Regions from separate parts of the Mus musculus genome. Here regions 2 and 3 are each linked to region 1. Evidence: chromatin contacts called from ENCODE POLR2A ChIA-PET data. All regions are on one chromosome and are shown on one strand. The core of a region is the stretch at or near the end of the contact, and the rest is flanking DNA. Distances in the headings are between cores, read along the strand shown. Region 1 holds the start of Eral1 (Era (G-protein)-like 1 (E. coli)). Region 2 holds the start of Proca1 (protein interacting with cyclin A1). Region 3 holds the start of Phf12 (PHD finger protein 12).

What was found. ChIA-PET counts read pairs that join two places held with the same protein, here RNA polymerase II (POLR2A).
Region 2: POLR2A ChIA-PET joins it to region 1 with 10 read pairs in embryonic stem cell. The contact joins the promoter of Proca1 here to the promoter of Eral1 in region 1. POLR2A ChIA-PET finds 5 or more read pairs at or near these places in 4 of 5 experiments (Patski and embryonic stem cell).
Region 3: POLR2A ChIA-PET joins it to region 1 with 11 read pairs in embryonic stem cell. The contact joins the promoter of Phf12 here to the promoter of Eral1 in region 1. POLR2A ChIA-PET finds 5 or more read pairs at or near these places in 4 of 5 experiments (Patski and embryonic stem cell).

The regions. Positions count from the first base shown.
Region 1 is chr11:78,078,368-78,081,934 of GRCm38, reverse strand. It overlaps Eral1 (Era (G-protein)-like 1 (E. coli)), which reads left to right and starts at 1,552. Exons shown (of 10, transcript NM_022313.2): 1 at 1,552-1,858; 2 at 3,546-3,567. The coding sequence starts at 1,576.
Region 2 is chr11:78,193,151-78,196,717 of GRCm38, reverse strand. Proca1 (protein interacting with cyclin A1) reads right to left here and starts at 2,016. Exons shown (of 4, transcript NM_001368876.1): 1 at 1,764-2,016. The coding sequence starts at 1,845.
Region 3 is chr11:77,980,999-77,984,565 of GRCm38, reverse strand. Phf12 (PHD finger protein 12) reads right to left here and starts at 1,750. Exons shown (of 15, transcript NM_174852.3): 1 at 1,189-1,750; 2 at 369-550. The coding sequence starts at 1,254.

The DNA of each region.
Region 1 (3,567 bases), core at 303-2,802:
TAGAATTGACTAGGTAGACCAAGCTGACTTCTAACTTGCAGAGATCATCCTTCTTCTGCCCACTAAGTGCTGGGATTAAGACAACATCTAATCTTCCAGGTTTCTCAACCTACCCTTACCCGTTTTTTTTTTTTTTTTTTAAATAAATCTTTTTTTTTTTTTAAAGATTTATTTATTTATTATATGTAAGTACATTGTAGCTGTCTTCAGACACTCCAGAAGAGGGTACCAGATCTCGTTACGGATGGTTGTGAGCCACCATGTGGTTGCTGGGATTTGAACTCTGGACCTTCGGAAGAGCAGTCGGGTGCTCTTACCCACTGAGCCATCTCACCAGCCCCCCTTACCCGTTTTTTAAGACAAGTATTCATCCCAGGCTGGCCCTCAATATCCTCATCCTTTGGCCTCCACCTCCTAAATGTTGGGGTTACAGGAACGCTCCATCACATACAGCTACCTGCTTTTTTTTTTCTTCTGCTCATTTTCCTTCAGTAAGATTTAATCTCAGAGCCTCGAGATTTAATCTCGAAAAAAAAAAAAAGCTTTAATCTCAGAGAATAGATAGGAGTTGATATTTAGAGAGGTAAATACAGTCTGCTACTCAACAGGAATGTTTACCACAGAACCACCCTTTAACTGAGGTCTAGACACCAAAAAGGTGCAGACTTCACAAAGCAACCTGTGCTGACTAGTTTTATGATAACTTGACACAAGCTGGTGTCATCTCAGAGGACGGAACCTCGATTGAGAAATTGCCTCCATAAGATTGGGCTGTAGGCATTTTCTTAATTAACTGTTGATATGGGAGGCATTGTGAGTGGTGCCACACCTGGGCTGGTGTTCCTAAATGCTATAAGAAAGCAGGCTGAACAAACCATGAGGAGTAAGCCAGTAAGCAGCATCCCCCTCCACGGTCTCTGCATCTACTCCTGTCTCCAGGTTTCTGCTTGGTTTGAGCTCCTTCCTTGTCTCCCCTCAGTGGATTGTGAGTCTAGACATATAAGCCAAATAAAACCCATTCTTCCCCAAGTAGCTTTTGGTTATGGTGTTTCATCACAGCTATAGTAACCCTAAGACTGCCACGCCCAGCTAAAACACAGCAAAAGAGGAAATAAGAAAGGATCCTGCAGGGTTGAGGCTAGAAAGCACTTAAAAAAGAAAAAGAAAAAAATCTAGTGAAATGAAGCTTAGAGCCCGTTCCCATGCCCACGCCCACTCCTAGCAATAAGAGAGTTTCTCCTCTTAAGCCGCTAAGAGGAGCTTCTGCGGTATGGTGTCCCGAGGAATGTCATTAGGAAGACATGGTTTAAAAGCTCTTTACACAACTTTGGCAGGAGGAGAAATGATGTGTTTGGGAGTCCAAGACGACTGTTATACTCAGGCAGGAAACACAGCACAATTTTGCCTTTCCTTAGCCTTTGGATACCGTCTTTCCCTCCGCCTCCTAGGGTATCCCTTGTTGTAGAATGGAGATTCTGTTTGGGCCGATCTAGCTTTCTTCCACTCGTTGGTCCGTGGGCTTCTCGGTCCAATCGCGTCGCGCTTCTGATCGGTACCAGGGTGCATTGCGGCAAAATGGCTGCCCCCAGGCGGTACTGCGCTGGGCTCGTTCGGGCCTTGTTAGGGGCCCGACAGGTGGGTTCGCATGCAGGGAGGGAATGGCTTGCTCCGCCCGGCTGTCTTCTAGGTAACCAGGCGAGGTGCGTGTCCTGTGTCGTGGGCTCCACTTTCTCTGGTCCCCTCCTGGCCTCGGCCTCTAGTCGTTATGGTCAGGACTCCGCCTTGGACCGTATCCTTGGATTTTCTCAGCCTGACAGTTCGTTGGTTCCGAGCGTCCCCGCGGTGTCGGTGCACAGAGGTAAAGGGTCCAGCTATGTTAGTTACAGGTGTTTGGTTCTATGACATGTTTTGATGTGTAGCCCAAACCAGCTTGGAATTCGGATCTTCCCGCTGCAGCCTCTTAAGTGTTGGGATTACAGGTGTTGGCCATGACCGGCCTCTGATGGTTTTAGCAGTGGAAATCATGTATCGTAAGTAAAATCCCTCTGCCTCTAGAAATAGCAGTTTAACTTCTCATTTAATAAAAAATAAACCTGAGCCCAAGGAGAGGCGAGTGGAGAAGGCTGTCAAAGAGTTTGAAAGTGAGGGTCTGTGAAACAGACGAAGGCTCTTGTTGCTTGACAACCTGAGTTCAGTCCTTGGAACTCATATGGTGGAAACTGAGACCCAGACAGTTTTGCCCTAACTACCATAAGCTCCCACTGACACACAAATAAATAAATATAGCAACATAAAGAGTTTTAGGAATGTGAAGAACCTAGACCCTCTGTTGGTTACAGTCAGTCATTAGTCAAGGCAAAGTTGTCTCCCTCAGTCCTCAATGCCCAGCCTGTGTTTTTTTTTTCTCCCATACAGTTGTCATTTTGAAAAAGAAGTTATTCATAAATAGTTAATGTGATTCCATATTACATATGAAAAAAAAAAAAAACAAGAGACTTAGAGAGTTTAGGTAACCTAATGATCAAGTAAGCTCAAATGCCAAACTATTCTCAAAGTTAAGAATGGGTTGGCTTCTGCCAAGCCATTACCAGGTCCTCAAGTCCTCATCAAGCAGTATAGACCCAATACGTGGATCTTGAGCCCTATCTACTTGGTTTAATCCTAAATTAAGTCAGGCCTTATGGTGCATGCCTGTAGTCCCTACACTGAGGAGGTGGAGGTGGAAGATCTGGAGAAAAATTTCAGCTCTGACTGTGGTACCCTATGCTGCTATGAAGGTACTGCAAAATGTTTCAATCTCTCCTTATGATACTGCATTGCAAGTAACAGTGCCTAGTCTCCTACCAGACTGTAGTCCATGCTTCTTTCAGGGTGACATTGAGACAGAGTTTCACTCTAGACCAGGATAACCTGGAGCTCACTATCCCCAGCCTCCTGCATGTGGGGATTTCAGGTTCGAGCCACCACATCCATTTTATAAAGTGCCGTTTCTTTGGTATCATTTAGTGTGGTGGTTTTGTTTTTTTGAGGCAGGGTCTAGTTATGTAGCCCAGGTTGGCCTTGGTCTCAAAGGAGATCCACTCTTTTTTAAACCTCTTTTTTTTTTTTTTTTTTTTTTAAAGATTTATTTATTATATGTAAGTACACTGTAGCTGTCTTCAGACACTCCAGAAGAGGGAGTCAGATCTCGTTACGGATGGTTGTGAGCCACCATGTGGTTGCTGGGATTTGAACTCCGGACCTTCGGAAGAGCAGTCGGGTGCTCTTACCCACTGAGCCATCTCACCAGCCCCTCTTTTTTTTTTTTTAAAGATATATTTACTTATTATATGTAAGTACACTGTAGCTGTCTTCAGACACATCAGAAGAGGGCATCAGACTTAGAGAGGTAACCTAATGAAATCAAGTAAGCTCAAATGCCAAGCTAGTCTCAAAGTTAAGAGTGGGTGGCTTCTGCCTGGGGTGCTCATCTTTTATGTTGACTGCTTCCTTAGTTATCAGAGATGAGTATCCAACCTATCACTCCCGTTCCCATCCTAACACAGATGAGCAGAATCTACTCTTGGT
Region 2 (3,567 bases), core at 767-3,266, 110 kb before region 1:
TGGCCTTGAATTTATGGTAAATCCTGCCTTAGCCTCCCAAGTACAGGAATGACTGACATGAGCCATTCTGCTTACTTTATTTATTTTGACTGGGGCTGTTTTGGAGGAAGTGTCTAGGAGTCAGCTCCAGGGCCTCACACACGCTAAGCAAGCACTCTTACATGTAAGCTGGAAGCCCAGCTCCTAGCACTCCTGTGAGCTGTAATGGGGGAGATAATCTCCCAGGATATACACTTTCACAATGCTGGACCCTACGGTGGGCTTTTAAAGTATGACTTTGATTCTAAATTGTTTATTGAGGGACCCTGACCCAGAGTGACTAAGTAATTTGCTCAGGATGAAAGGTGACAGCAGAGGCAGAAAAGCTGGTCTTCTTGGCTCCCAAGCCAGTGTGCCTTGCTGGCTAAGGAGACACATATCCTAAGCTAAGTACCCTATGCCACAGCTCCAAGGCCAAGCCCTGAAACTAGATTCAGCTCCTGCCTTATCCAGTTGTCACCCCCAAAACATTTGCTTTTAATCCCCACCTTGCGGATTCCTCACTTCTGATTTCCTTTCTTTGATCTTGATGCAGGGCCTCCCCTGTGGCGCTCAAATCCTAAAGCTATTCCAGTAAAGGCCTGTGCCTAGGCCAGGCTCAAACTGCACTGGACTCCTTTCCTCCTGTCACTCTAGCAGGCTTTATGCAAGGCTGAAGCCTGTTTGCCTTCCACTAATACTCCTAATAGATGTTGACAACATCAGCTGTTTGGGAGGGAAAACAGGAAGGATCAACGAGAAGTGGGATTTGGAGAGATAGTCTGCCTCTTTGTCCAAAGAGGACAGAGGGGAGCGGTGATCAAGGCAGTCGGTCCAGAGCTCCTGTGGCAGAATGAAGATGGTAATAGCTTGAAAGGAAGAGAAAAGCATGTGGTCTCTTCGTTGGGACAGGTAGCAGGGACCTAACTCAAAATGCACATTTATTTGTAGAGGATCCTCCTTATCCTGCAAAACCCCTCCCTTCCTTTGAGGCCCAGAGGACAGGCACTAGAGCAGCCAAAAGAATGTGTGTGGAGGGACAAAAAAAAAAAAAAAAAAGCCGGTCAGTGGTGGCGCATGCCTTTAGTCCCAGCACTTGGGAGGCAGAGGCAGGGGGGATTTCTGAGTTCAAGGCCAGCCTGGTCTACAGAGTGAGTTCCAGGACAGCCAAGACTATACAGAGAAACCATGTCCCGAAAAAAAACGAAAAAACAAAACAAAACAAAACAAAAGGTGTGTGGAGGGAAGAAAGAAAGAAAAAGGAAGAGAGAGCGAGAGCGAGAGAGCGCGAGAGAGCGAGCGAGAGAGCGAGAGAGCGAGAGAGCGAGAGAGCGAGAGAGAGAGAGAGAGAGAGAAAGAGAGCGAGCGAGAGAGCGAGAGAGCGAGAGCGAGAGAGAGAGAGAGAGAGAGAGAGAGAGAGAGAGGAGAGTGCAAGAGAGGCCAGTGAGCCCTGTTCTGGGAAATGTCTCCTAGCTAGGCACTTGGAGGTGATTATGATGTCACTTGTGGAATACTCAGACGCTTTCCCACCCTCAAGGTCAATGGAACTGGCCGCCCAGCCCTGGAGCCCAGATGAGCATTGGGCCAAGGGTTCTACCGAACCCTAGCGCCTTTGGGGCGGTAGCCCAGGCCAGAGGTTGCAGCCTAATGCTCAAGAGCTGAGCCTGGGTCGGGAGGAAGCCAAGTCAAGCAAACTTCCAGAGCCACGCCCAGCCACGCCCCCATCCTTCTGCCCCGCCCCTTACCAGTTCTCTCGGTTCTCTCAATTTTGCGGCCAGACCTTTCCTCAGTCCATCTTTTAACCGTTATTGTCGTCCTGACCCACATCGCTGTCAGCCCAGTTCTTCCACAGGACCCTACCTCGCAGAGTTCAACGTTGAACCTCAGCTTGGTCGAGCCCTCGGCCCAGCTGTAAGCTCCAGTCCAGCCCCTAGCTCCGCCTCATGCTTGCCCAACCCCCCGCCCGCCTCCCCCCCTCAGGTCTTCCAGCCCGGGTCTAAGCGTCAGTCGGGTTCTTCATCCGGGATCTCCAGCTCCTTCCAGTCCCTTCGTCACACCCTTAACGCCAGTACGGGCTTTTACCTTTACCTTACAGACCCAGCACTCAGTCCCATACTTAGCACCTTGCTGGTCCCTGCTTCTAGAAAACTCTAGCCCAGAGCCCCGCCCACAACAGTTGCTGGCCCCGCCCCTTCCAAATTCAAGCTCTAGCACCAGGACCGCCACGCCTTCTGGAGGTTAGCCAGGGACCAATCTTCATGAACGTATGTCCTTGCAGGTATCCTGGCTTTGCGTCTCCTTGGTGACAAGTCCCTCCTCCACTGTGTATAGTACACCCTAAAGCCCCCTAACCCCGGATCGCCAGACCCATCCCCCTCAGATCTACCCTTCAGATTTCCTCCCAATCCCTAGGCCCCACAGTGCCCTATTTTCCTGTTGAGAAAGTAAGGTGACTTACATTCGTGGTAACTCCATCCCAGTAGGAAACCTTCACGTTGCTCAAACACAGCGTCCACACTTCACTCGTATATCACACACGATGACGCCAAAAGTCTACACAGATCTAACATAAGAAGTACATGTGTGCGGGGTGGTGGTGGCGCACGCCTTTAATCCCAGCAACTCGGGAGGCAGAGGCAGGCTGATTTCTGAGTTCGAGGCCAGCCTGGTCTACAGAGAGAGTTCCAGGACAGCCAGGGCTACACAGAGAAACCCAGTCTCGAAAAACAAAAACAAAACAAAACAAAAAAGTATATGTGCAACTGTCCTATACATGCACCTCATGGGACTACACATTCGGGCAGGCCCCTGGGAGAACTGAGTATTGAGGTGACTTCTCACATGCACACTGGGTTAACCAACTCTGTACAAGACGATGTGAATGAATGAGAGCTGCTTCACAGATATCCCTCACGTCACATCTCTCAGTTTACCTCCAATCAGCTTCCAAAGCCAGAATAGGTGTACCTCAAAAAGCAGAGGATAGGCTGGCCATGGTGATGTTTGCCTTTAATCCACACACTTGCAGGTAGATCTCTGAGTTCGAGGCCAGCTTGATTTTCATCGTGAGCTCCAGGAGAGCCAAGATCAGGACTCAAAAAAAAAAAAGAGGGGGGGGGGTAGGGGAGAAAGCCGGATGTGGTGGCATGGGCCTGTGTGCCTTTGTTGGGAGGCAGAGGCAGGCAGATCTCTGAGTTTCAGGTCACCTGGGGCTGACCATGAAACCCTGTTTCAAAAATAAATAAATATAACCCCCTAGTAGTAAGGGTGGATTACTTCCTTAGAGTTGCTGGTCAGGGAAGCCTCTAGAACAATAGGGCTATTTACCACTGCTGTCAGCAACATTCCAAAACTGAATGGTAAGACCCTGTTGTTAATGATGTCATATGTGTTGGTTACAGGACTTGGGACTGAGCCAGAAGTGTCTGTACCAGTGGCCTGGCTCCTGTAGTACAGAAAGTGCAGTGAAGGATTTCTGGGGAGGATCATAACCCAAAGTCCTATTCAGAATTCTGAGTGTTTCATGATAGAAAGGTCACACAGCCGGTT
Region 3 (3,567 bases), core at 501-3,000, 98 kb after region 1:
AAGGGCGGCGGGCGCGCGCGGCCGCCAAGCGGCACTGGACCTGGAGCTCCTCCCCTTCCTCCCCCGCCGCCGCCGCCGCCGCCGCCGCCGGCCGCACTCGGCCGCTCAGTCCCGGCTCCCAACCTACAACCAATCTCAGATGGGGCTCACCTCACTCCTCCCAACCCCCATCCCGGGGTCAAGACACGCCGCTGCTCCTTCCCGCAAATTGGCCGGATCCCGGCAAATACCAAGGGCGCAGAGGCGCTCGCCCCAGCGACTAGAGAGTCGGCTAGCGGCTGCAAGCTCCCGTTATTTCTACAGGCCTGGTGAAGGAATGTGCTGAGTAGGGTCTGCCAAGGGGCTCCAAAGGGGTCCCCAGCCCTTACCAGCACTGGAGGTGGAAGGCGGCAGGGCAGTGATCGCAGCACAAGAGATCCCCACCTTCCTTGCAGCTATCGCAGCTGTCGTGGTTGGTGGCCCTGCCGCTTCTCCGGGACTCCTTCTCGGGCTTCCGACTCCGCTTTTCTGCCTCGTCCGTCTTGGGGGGAGCCAGCAGAGCTTGGATTTGCTGCACACACATACAGACGGCATGTGTGCACATTCGGAGCTCCCGGGTAGCCCGTAGTCCCACCGGCGCCGCTTCTCCGTCACCCACCCCTCTTCCCCCTTTTGTCCTTCTTCCTCCCATCCAGGCTGCTTCCAGAACCTCTCGGTCCCCGGAATCAAGGGGAGCCCACCCTAACTGCGTTCCTGCAGCACAACAAGAAAAGCTCCTTCCAAATGGGGAGGACCAGGGTAGGGGGATGGGGAGAGGGTGCGCGGTTCTCTTCTTGCCACTTCCTTGTATGGACAGTGGGGGACTCCAAAGCCCGGCTCGGGAGAGGCCCGAAGCTTGGTACCCGGACGTGCAGGGGGAAGCACAAAGGGGCCGACAAGAAGGGGGTGGGGAGGCCTGCCGGTGCAATGAAATGGAGTGGGCTGAAGCCTCAGGGAGCGAATCGAGGGCGGCTGGTAGGTGAAACTGCTGCAGACGTCCTCGGAAGCTAAGCTCAGTCCCCCAAATTGCAAAGAGGGGAGGAAGAGACTGGGTGAGGAAGAACAACCCCCCCTTTTCCCGGCCCTCTGGCGCTTCGAGCTTAGGGCCGGCTTTGTGGGGCGGAGGTACCCTCCTGGCACTGGGGGGAAAAGGATGAGGGCCACTCTTACCTCCATCAGCCCCCCCGACGTGTCCAAGTCGTACACGATCGTCTTGGTCTCCATTTTCTCCCACATTCATCCACCTCTCGGGCTGGGCGCTCTCTGCTCCGGCCCCCCCAGCCCCGGGGGGAGGGGGGAGGAGGGGAAGGGGGCACCTCTGACCCCCGGTCCCCTTCTCTCTTCCCAACACAGGTTCCGACTTCCTCGCCCTGGCTCCCCCCCACCCCCCGGCCCCCAGTCCCTGGGACGGCAGCGTCCTCCCCACGGGCCGCGAGAGGGGAGCAACCCCTCAGCCCCGGCCCAGCGGCTGGCTGCACAGTGGATCCCGGCTCCGGGGGTCAGGCCTCGGCGGGGGCCTAGGCCCACAGGCTAAAGCTGGCGCTGGCGACCGCTGGTCCGGCCGGGAAGGCTAGCGGGCGCTGCCATCCCGGGCTTGGGGGACCGGAGGGGGGGGTGAGAGGTTAGGTGAGGTTGTGGTTCGTGAGGTGACTCTGGGGAGGATGATGGGGGGTGGTCCCCGGGCTCCGCCTCTCGCCGCCGCTGCCGTCTGCGTCCCGGCTGCCGCGCACTTGGCGCAAACTTACCGCGAGCGCCCGCAAAGCCACCCGCGCAGGCGCCCCGGGATCGCCGCTCGCCGCGCGCAACCGCAGTGACAGCCGGCGGCCTGGCTCCCGCGCAGCCGCGGTGATGGGGTACCCCCCGGCGCGCAGCCGCGCTGGCATTCGCCCGGAGCCCAGAAGCCCCGCCTCTCCGCCGTGCGCCGGCGTACTGCGATTGGAGGGCGGAACCTGAGGCCTCGCTTAGGCGCCTGGGAAAGCGCGTAGGGGTCACGGCGCAGCCGCAGGAACTGGAAGACGCATCACCCATTGGTGTTTGTGTGCGGACCACGGGCTCTGGTCCCGCGCAGGCGTGTTGGGTCGCCACCCTCCCGTCCCCTCACACAGCCGCCTCACGCGCAGGCGCGTTGTACCTGGAGGCCTGCACAAAAAAAAAAAAAAAAAAAAAAAGCTTCTCCTTTCGCCATTTTGGTAATGAGATTTGGGGCTACCATGCCCTTGGAGTCCTCAGTCACGACCAAGGAGGAGCGTGGGATGCTGTATGGAGCTGGTAGCTTTCGGCTGCAGCAGTACCCATATGGATGGTGTAGTGGACTGTTTGTCTCCAGTGTCAGGTGTGTCTGGACTAGGCCGCCATATTGGTAAAGAGGGAAAAAAAAAGCATTGCGACAAAAAAAAAAAAAAAAAAAGACGCTTTTGGTGGCAGATCGGATGACTGCTCTTTCCACTTCATTTCCACTCTCAGCACCTAATTTTAGCACGAGCATTGCTGCCTTGGGTCCCGATGGAACCCAAGATATTTCAAGCTGTTCTTACCCTCTCTTAACCACTGTCCCTGTGAACTACTCCGAAAGAGGAAGTCAAAAGCCCAAACAGTCCGTAATCCTGACAACGCCCAGCTACCTGCCTACAGCTGACTTCAATCCCCATCTTGCAACGCGCAGAGTTCAAAGGGTGAACGGGACCGCTTTGCACTCTGGTAGTTAGACTCGCGATGGATCTGATGGATTGTGGGAGTTGTAGTTCAGCCTTCAGGCGCTGCACTGGACCATAGGATGTACACGAAGAAAAGCCTGCCGGGAAAGGATACTTTTGAGAGCTGCCGTATTGCACACTGGGGTTTGTAGTTTGAGCCCCTCACCTCGCATTCTGAGCAGAGAGACATACCTCTCTTTGGGTGTGCGCTGTTATGCCCTTGTTATCACTTTCCAATATGGACAGATACTCTGCCTAATTGCGAATGAATGAACCCCACTAGGCATTAATTAACACTGGTGACATGCAGCTATGTCCTGCCGTTTCTTTCTTTCGTTTGTTCGTTCTGTTAAGACAGTCTTACTCCGCAGCCCTAGAACTTGTTATGTAGACTAGATAGGTCATGAACTCACAGAAATCCGACTGCTTCTGCCTCCGGTCCCATTTCTGGGATCGACGTGTGCTACTACGCCTGGAATCTCCTAAACTCATTTTTATGTTACTACACACATTATTCTCAGACCCGTAAACCTGGGAGGGACTTAGAGACTATTTGATTTAAATTCTTCATTTCCAGGTACAGAGTGGAGAGTGGTTTGCTTAGACGCATATTGAGTTTATAGCAAACCTAAAAAGGAAACATTTCTTGATTCACAGGTCAGACTTTGTCCCCTACACCGTGTTTACTGTCTCTGAGAAACTATTGCTCCTTCTTTTAGGACAGTCAGGACTGTAAGTCAAAGGGGATATAAATATCTGTGTGAAGTTTTAGTGCTTTGTGAAGTTTTAGTGCTCTCTCTCTCTTTGTCTCTCTGCCTCTCTCTCTCTCTCTCTCTCTCTCTCTCTCTCTCTCTCT